2 separate regions of the Homo sapiens genome follow, and region 2 is linked to region 1. The links are chromatin contacts, found by Hi-C or POLR2A ChIA-PET in ENCODE. All regions are on one chromosome and are shown on one strand. The core of a region is the stretch at or near the end of the contact, and the rest is flanking DNA. Distances in the headings are between cores, read along the strand shown.

Region 1 (3,372 bases), core at 873-3,372:
ATTGTACCAACATCTGATAGGGGGCTCAACTAGATGACAAGGTTTCTTTCAAATTGGATGGTTATGATAATGAGTGAAATTTAGACAAGAATTTGCAAACTAGGGAGGGTCCCACAGAGAATGATGCTGAAGAGCTGAAGAAAGAAGCCAAAAAAGGAGGCCAGAGAAAGAGCTCCAACGAGGCTGTCTGGTAGCAATGATGAATGTTCTGCCATCTTGGGAAAGCAGCTGGCACTGATGAGGACAAAATAACTAATAGACAAGTTTGCTGCTGCTGCTTCCAGCCAAGCAGACCCCATAGTTGTGCACTTAACAGTGCATCATAGGGCTCCTGCTCCTTGCGGTGATGTGTTATGCTGGCCGGACTTTCCAACAAATGCCAGACAAATCAGCGGTCTGGCTGGAGTCCTCCACCGGCAAAAATGCGCAAACCCTGGCAACAACAAAGATGATGAGATGAGATTCAGTCCAGACCCGTGACATGCCATTAGATCTTCCTAATCACCAGAGAGCAAATCCTTACTCTGTGTACTGGACACTGTGCTAAGAACTTAATAGACATGGGGGCTGGGTGTGGTGGCTCACACCTGTAATCCCAGCACTTTGGGAGGCTGAAGCATAAGGATCGCTTTAGCCCAGGTGTTGGAGACCAGCCTGGGCAACAGAGTGAGACCTCGTCTCAAAAAAACCCAAACAACAACAACTAGCTGGTCATGGTGGTGCACGCCTGAAGTCTCAGCTACTCGGTAGGCTGAGGTGGGAGGATCACTTGAGCTTGGGAGGTGGAGGCCGCAATGAGCCATGACTGTGCCACTGCACTCCAGCCTAGGTGACAGAGCAAGACCCTGCCTCAAAAAAAAAAAAAAAAAAAAAAAAGAAAAAGAAAGAAAGAAAAAGAAAAAGAAAAAGAAAAAGAAAAAAAAGAAAGAAAAGAAAAGAAAAAGAAGAAAATAGACATGATCTCACATATGTGAAAGATCCCACTATCCCCATTTAACTGATGAAAATATTAAGGCTCAGAGCAGGCAACGGACATCCCTAACTCATCTAGAGATTCAGTGACAGAGTTAGAGTACTCAGGGCTCCAACTCCCATCTGACCATTAACTCAAACCACCTTTGTTTATCTCCCCCGCCCCCCGCCAGTAAACACTCTCTAGTAAACACCTTGTCCACTAAAGCACCGTGGTTTCCACGAGGGACTCCTTCGTGCACAGCCATCCTCACTCTGCAGGAACTCTTAAGTTTCAGTGAATGAATGAATTTGGAGTGGTCAACAAGGGGTGCACAGTTGCAACTTTTAAAATATTGCAGAAGGAGAGAAATGCCACAAAACAAAATGCACATGGAAAAATCACTACCTTATTTCAAAATATTTACAGCTTCACATTTAAGGCCACCCAAAGCGTGGCGGTCAGTGGTGAGAAGGCAGAGATCAGAGGCTGTTGGGGTGGGTCATACACCATGATTCCCGGCCCCCCTCTGGGAGATACAAGGTATCCCACAGTCTTCTCTCCCAGTTACATCCTCCACGGAAACCACAAGATGACTCGCTCAACTTTTTCTAAAGTAGAAAAAAATATGCTTGTGTGTGTGTGTAAGGGGAGGAGAGGGGATGTGAATGAAATGGAGGGTAGTGTAATAATTCCTGTAGTCATAAGACACGCCAGTTGGTAGTTGCTAGTATTCCAGACACTTCCTAACGCCAGACAAATGCCCCAAGCCTCGGCATGTCTGGCCTAGAGATCTATTCAACTGATAGCAGCCGCCTCTTCTGGGGAGAGCAGATCTTTCAGAAAGCACTGGCTGCGCTGCTAATCAAACGCAACATTGTTCTCAGCAAGGAGGAAGAATGGAAAGGTTTGTTTCAGAGTCACAACTTTATTTTTTTTAAAAGGCACCCAAGTTGTTTCAACAAGCTGCTACAAAACTTGGGCTTCCTGAGTGGAGGCTGTTTTGCACAGTGCATGTACTGTACAAAAATCCAGGCAGGGAGGGGTCAGAGAGTTCGTCATTAAAGAAAAAAAAAAAAAAAAGCCCCAGGCACTTGATGCCTGGAAATGATGTCAGACGCAGCCACTCCTCTGTTAGAACTACAGCCAAACAATGCGCAGGCAATCCACAGCAGCTGCCCCTGCAAATGTCAGCGCCAGCCCAGTCAAAAGAGCTTGAAACCTACCAAGCCGGAGGACTGTGCTGTGCCTCTCTCGCCCACATTTTCCCCAAGCACTCTCAGGAACCTGGCAACAGGTAACGTGGCAACCTTTGACTTATAAAAGGGCAAGTGGCACAATCTCAGGGAACAAATGGACTTTTTTTTAAAGCCAGCATCTCCCCCACCACTCCCACACCCCCCTCCCTCCCTCCCTCCCTCCCAACCAAAAGTCTGTAAAAAACAAAACATTGACGCGGGCAGTCCTACTCTCTAGTGTCCCCTTGTGGCCAAGCCTGGAACATCACATCTGTACGTTGCAATCTGTGGATCAGCTACGAGGTAAGTCGCTCTTTGGAAGGGGTGGAGGTCTTTGCTGGACTTGTCTTCCGAAAAGTATGAAGAGTGGAAGTCAAGGCTCAGAATGGCGTCCTTTTTTACCTTATCACCTTAACAAAAACTTCACCTTAGCTGCAGGGTTAAACCTCTGGGTTGGGGCTGGGGATTTTCGTTGTTGTTGTTTTAAAGCAGCAGCCAAGGCCATGTTTTTTAAGGTGGTGAGTTAAACGGAGCAAGAGCTGCGGTAGCCTTTTCCACCCAATCTCTTTCTTCACATCCTAGTCACAGCCAAGGGTAGGGTGGATGGCAGTGAGGATAAACAGCCCAGAAACAGGATTCCTGCAGGGTGGGACTGGCATTTTCCATTTTTATCTGAAGTTGTACTTTGAATGCAGACACCTTTCTCTCAGGCCAGAAGCACTGCTCATTTGTATTGCTGGCTTCCAGTTAGCCTATTTGCAAGGATTACTTAGGATTTCCAGACTGCAGGCCCAGCTACCCAGAGAGTGTGCCTCAAAGCCCCACCTCAAAGCTTTTATCTCTATGTGGCGGGAAACACCCACGAAAATGCCAACGGCGGTATTTGTAACTTGCCTTCTTCCTTTTGGGAACTGCTTTCTGCAGCTCTCTCTGCGTTAGAGGAATAGCTACAGCTGGGAGCTGCTCCAGCCACGCAGGAGGAGAGGGCACCCATTGAGAGGCGGGCACCCCTTCTGTCTCCCTCTGGCTATGTTAACTGGAAACTAGGAAAGGGGTTCAGATCAAAGTAACTGCTGTCTTCAGAAAGTTCCATTCATTAACTAAGTTAGCGGAAATTAAATGGTGTTTGGAGGAAGGTCATTTCAGAAGGCCCAGGGCCAGAGGCTGAGGTCTAAAACTTCT
Region 2 (3,390 bases), core at 426-2,925, 180 kb after region 1:
AATTGCGCACAACCAGGATATCCTTCAAGGAATGAATGGTTAAACTGTAGTACATCCATGGAATACTTCTCAGCAACAGCCTGGATGAATTTCCAGAGAACTATGCTGAATGAAGAAAGCCAGTCCCAAAAGGTTACATACTGTGTGATTCCATTCATGTAAAATGACAGAGTTACAGAAATGGAGAACAGATTGGTGATTGCGAGGGGTAAAGAAAGTGGTGGGGTTGGGAGGGAAGTGGGTGTGGCTATAAAAGGGCAACATGAGGGACCCATGCAATGATGGAAATGTTTGTATCTTGACTACCAGTGTCAATATCCTCTTTGTGATATTGTTCTACAGTTTTTTGAAATGTTACCACGGTGGGTGGGGGGGGAAAACTGGGTATAAGGTGCATGAGATCTCTCTGTACTATTTTTACAACTACATGTTAATCTACAATTATCTCAAAATAATTTTAATCTCAAAATAAAATTTTAATTAAAAAAATCCCACCTTCAGACAATGAATGAGTCAGGATGCAGGAAAAACTAATAGTGTGGTTCACCATCTAGTTCAAAGCTGGACATTGGAACTGAGTTTGTACCTAAGAATAAGTAGAACCAAGTTAGTCTCCAAATTTTTAAACGTCTGCCATGATGAACCAGGGTCTGTGTGTGTGGCAGTGAGAAGAGCACACTTGAAGAATGTACTCATGGGTGGACTTGGGACCTGGTTGGAGACAGGCACTACTATGCATAAGGCCTGCATCTTCCATTTTCCCTGTCTGATAGGTCAGTGCTGTCACTGTGGGAGAGAGAAGGCAGGCAGGAGAAGGGAGGTGGTGGAATTTTCCTCTTATTCTTCTCTGAGTCTCTAGAAATTTGGGTACTTCTTAATGACCAGACACATGTCCTGAATATTGCTCCTGCCTTACCCCCACATCACTGGCTACTGCAAACTCCTAATAGTCACCTTGATGCCATAATTAAGGCAAAAAAGACTGGAGGTGGCCATAGGAAAAGGCATTTAAAATACATTTTGATGTGCCATGAAACACAGATGAATGCCCATTCATTGGCTATGTTTTACATGGGCTTTAGCTGTAGAAATGCAACAGCTCTGAAATTTATACTTAGAGAAAATAACTACTCATTCATCTGAACAAAAACATAAAAGTTTTCCAGGAAATGTGAAGAATCATTAACTTCACAGATTCTGAACAGAAAGTATAATTGCATACGCTATAAGGCAGAAGTATATTTGAAAGCATTTGTGAGTGAAATGGAAACATGCCCCATCAATCCATTATCACCAGAATCACATAGTATTTAAATGGCCACAGATACTCTGACTAAATCAATTAGGTACAAAGACAGAAATAATGAGTACTGTTGGTGGTCAAAAGCTTTTCCAGATAGGTGTTTAGGTGTTGGAAAGATGACTTCTACCCACTTTTATTACCTTTATGCCATGGTAAATTATAGTAATTTCTTATGCCTTGGGTGAAAGAATGGAAAGATAATATTCACCGTATTGAGGATGGTTTAACTTTTCTATAGAGAAGCACCGAACAATCACTACCACATGAAAAGGGATAAAAGCTTTCTGGTCAAAATGTACTCTATTATGCTAGCAATATAAGCTATTCGACATATTCTGTTGTGGAAATTCCCAAGCTCCCAAGATTCCGATAAGGAACGTGCTGCACGAGCTCAGGGCAGCAAGGAGATTAGACAATAAATAAACAAAGCTCCCCTTTCACAAGCTGCGGTCCCATGGCTGAGAATCCGCTCTTGTTCTTCTCTCTTCTAACCCCTGGGTCTTGTTCTTCCCTTCCTCTTCTCTGGGTCTTTATTAATTGGGCTTTGTGTCTATTCTAATGAAAAAGGCACCGATGCTCCGTCCCACTCCTTCCTGCGCCCCCGTGGAAGGACGGTGGGGGGACGACGGCGTAGGTCCAGGGGAGCTGAGAGTGCGTCTGTGTTTCCCCGGAGACGCGCTCGGCCCGGGGGCGGGTGGCGGCGTCAGTCCCGGGGAGGACCGGCAGGGGGCGGTCGAGGCTGAGGACTGCGCAGGACCGCCCGGGCGGGACGTGCCGTGTGTACTGCGGGACTTGCATAATACCACTCTCCAAGTCAGGGTGCCTTCCAGGAAATCCTGAGCGAGTTGCTCATTCAAGTTTTTCCATGTTTGACGTTGGTGACTTAATCAAAGAATCAAAGGATGTCAGGGGCCTGGATTGCTGTTATCTTCTTTCAAAGGCTCTCCTTCAACGGATAAAAAATTAAGGCTCAGAGCAGCTCTGGGTCTAACTAGCTAGTTAGTGGCAGAGCTGACGCTGTAACTGAGGTCTACTAACTGCCTGCCCTAGCTCTGAAAAAAAAAAAAAAATCCATGTGGCCACTGCCAGCTTCTATTTACAAGATAAATTTCTAACGCTGAAAGAACATTCTCTCCTCTCCCGGTCCCTTCTGAGTTCGCATTTCTGTGGCTTAAGCTGCAAGTGGTGAAGCTTATTTCGGGAACAGAAGCGCAAATTTAAAATACAATAGAATTATGAATAGATTGCAATATTTGACTATTTTATAACAACCATAGACTCTGATGGTAAAAACAGTTAAAACCTAAGCCTTTCTTTCTTTTCTTTTCTTTCCTTTCTTTCTTTTCTTTTCTTTCTCTCCTTCCTTCCTTCCCTTTCTTTCTCTCCTTCCTTTCTCTCCTTCCTTCCTTTCTCTTCTTCTCTCCTTTTCTTTCTCTCTTTCTTTTCTTTCTCTCCTTCCTTCTTTCCTTCCTTTCTTTCTCTCTTTCCTTCCTTTCTCTCCTTTTCTCCTTTTCTTTCTTTCTCTCCTTCCTTCCTTCCTTTCTCTCCTTCTCTCTCTCTCTCTCTTTCTTTCTTTCTTTCTTTCTTTCTTTCTTTCTTTCTTTCTTTCTTTCTTTCTTTCTTTCTCTTTCTTTCTTTCCTTCCTTCCTCCCTCCCTCCCTCCCCCCCACCCCCCTCTTTCTTTCTTTCTTTCTTTCTTCTGTCCCGGAGATCTTAATGAGCTCCTTGTGTATTCTTTCTTTCTTTTCTTTCTGGTCTAGTGTAGCTGCCTGTCGTCTTTTAATATATTTAGGAATAAGGAGGCTTTGTGAATTTTACATTCATGTGATCATTTTGGGAATTTTATTAATAATATTATTATATCCTCAATTTCTGAGCCCCACCCCAGAACAATTAATTTAGGCTCTAAGGGTGTTTTTAAAAACAGGCTATTCAAAATGTGGTTCTTGGACCAGTGGCATTGGCACCCCCTGGGAGCTTGTTAGGCATGCAGAATCACAGGCCCCACTTCAGACCCGCTAAATTAGCATCTGCATTGTAACAGGACTTCCAGGTGATTCTTAACTGCACTAAAGTTTGAAAAGACC

Evidence for each region. A loop is a pair of places that touch in the nucleus more often than their neighbours do. ChIA-PET counts read pairs that join two places held with the same protein, here RNA polymerase II (POLR2A). Pooled maps may share reads with other maps.
Region 2: a pooled map shows a loop between it and region 1 (4-fold over the local background). The contact joins the enhancer-like site here to the promoter of DLGAP1-AS1 in region 1. A Hi-C loop is called at or near these places in 2 of 168 maps with a recorded cell type or tissue (IMR-90 and endothelial cell of umbilical vein) and 9 of 50 pooled maps. POLR2A ChIA-PET finds 5 or more read pairs at or near these places in 4 of 52 experiments (AG04450, K562, PC-9 and 1 more).

The regions. Positions count from the first base shown.
Region 1 is chr18:3,591,992-3,595,363 of GRCh38, forward strand. DLGAP1-AS1 (DLGAP1 antisense RNA 1) reads left to right here and starts at 2,123. Exons shown (of 3, transcript NR_024101.1): 1 at 2,123-2,249; 2 at 2,429-2,493. The region is part of intron 7 of DLGAP1 (DLG associated protein 1); the gene reads right to left. RefSeq lists enhancers at 1,763-1,882, 3,295-3,372 and a silencer at 2,880-3,174.
Region 2 is chr18:3,769,481-3,772,870 of GRCh38, forward strand. The region is part of intron 5 of DLGAP1 (DLG associated protein 1); the gene reads right to left. Among named protein-coding and RNA genes, the nearest start is that of DLGAP1-AS3, 110 kb to the right of the region's middle. RefSeq lists a silencer at 1,927-2,146. Within about 2 kb of position 1,676, at least 16 of the 41 ENCODE cell types and tissues checked have a DNase peak (open chromatin) inside an H3K27ac peak, as active enhancers do; they include IMR-90, where a contact is called at or near this core.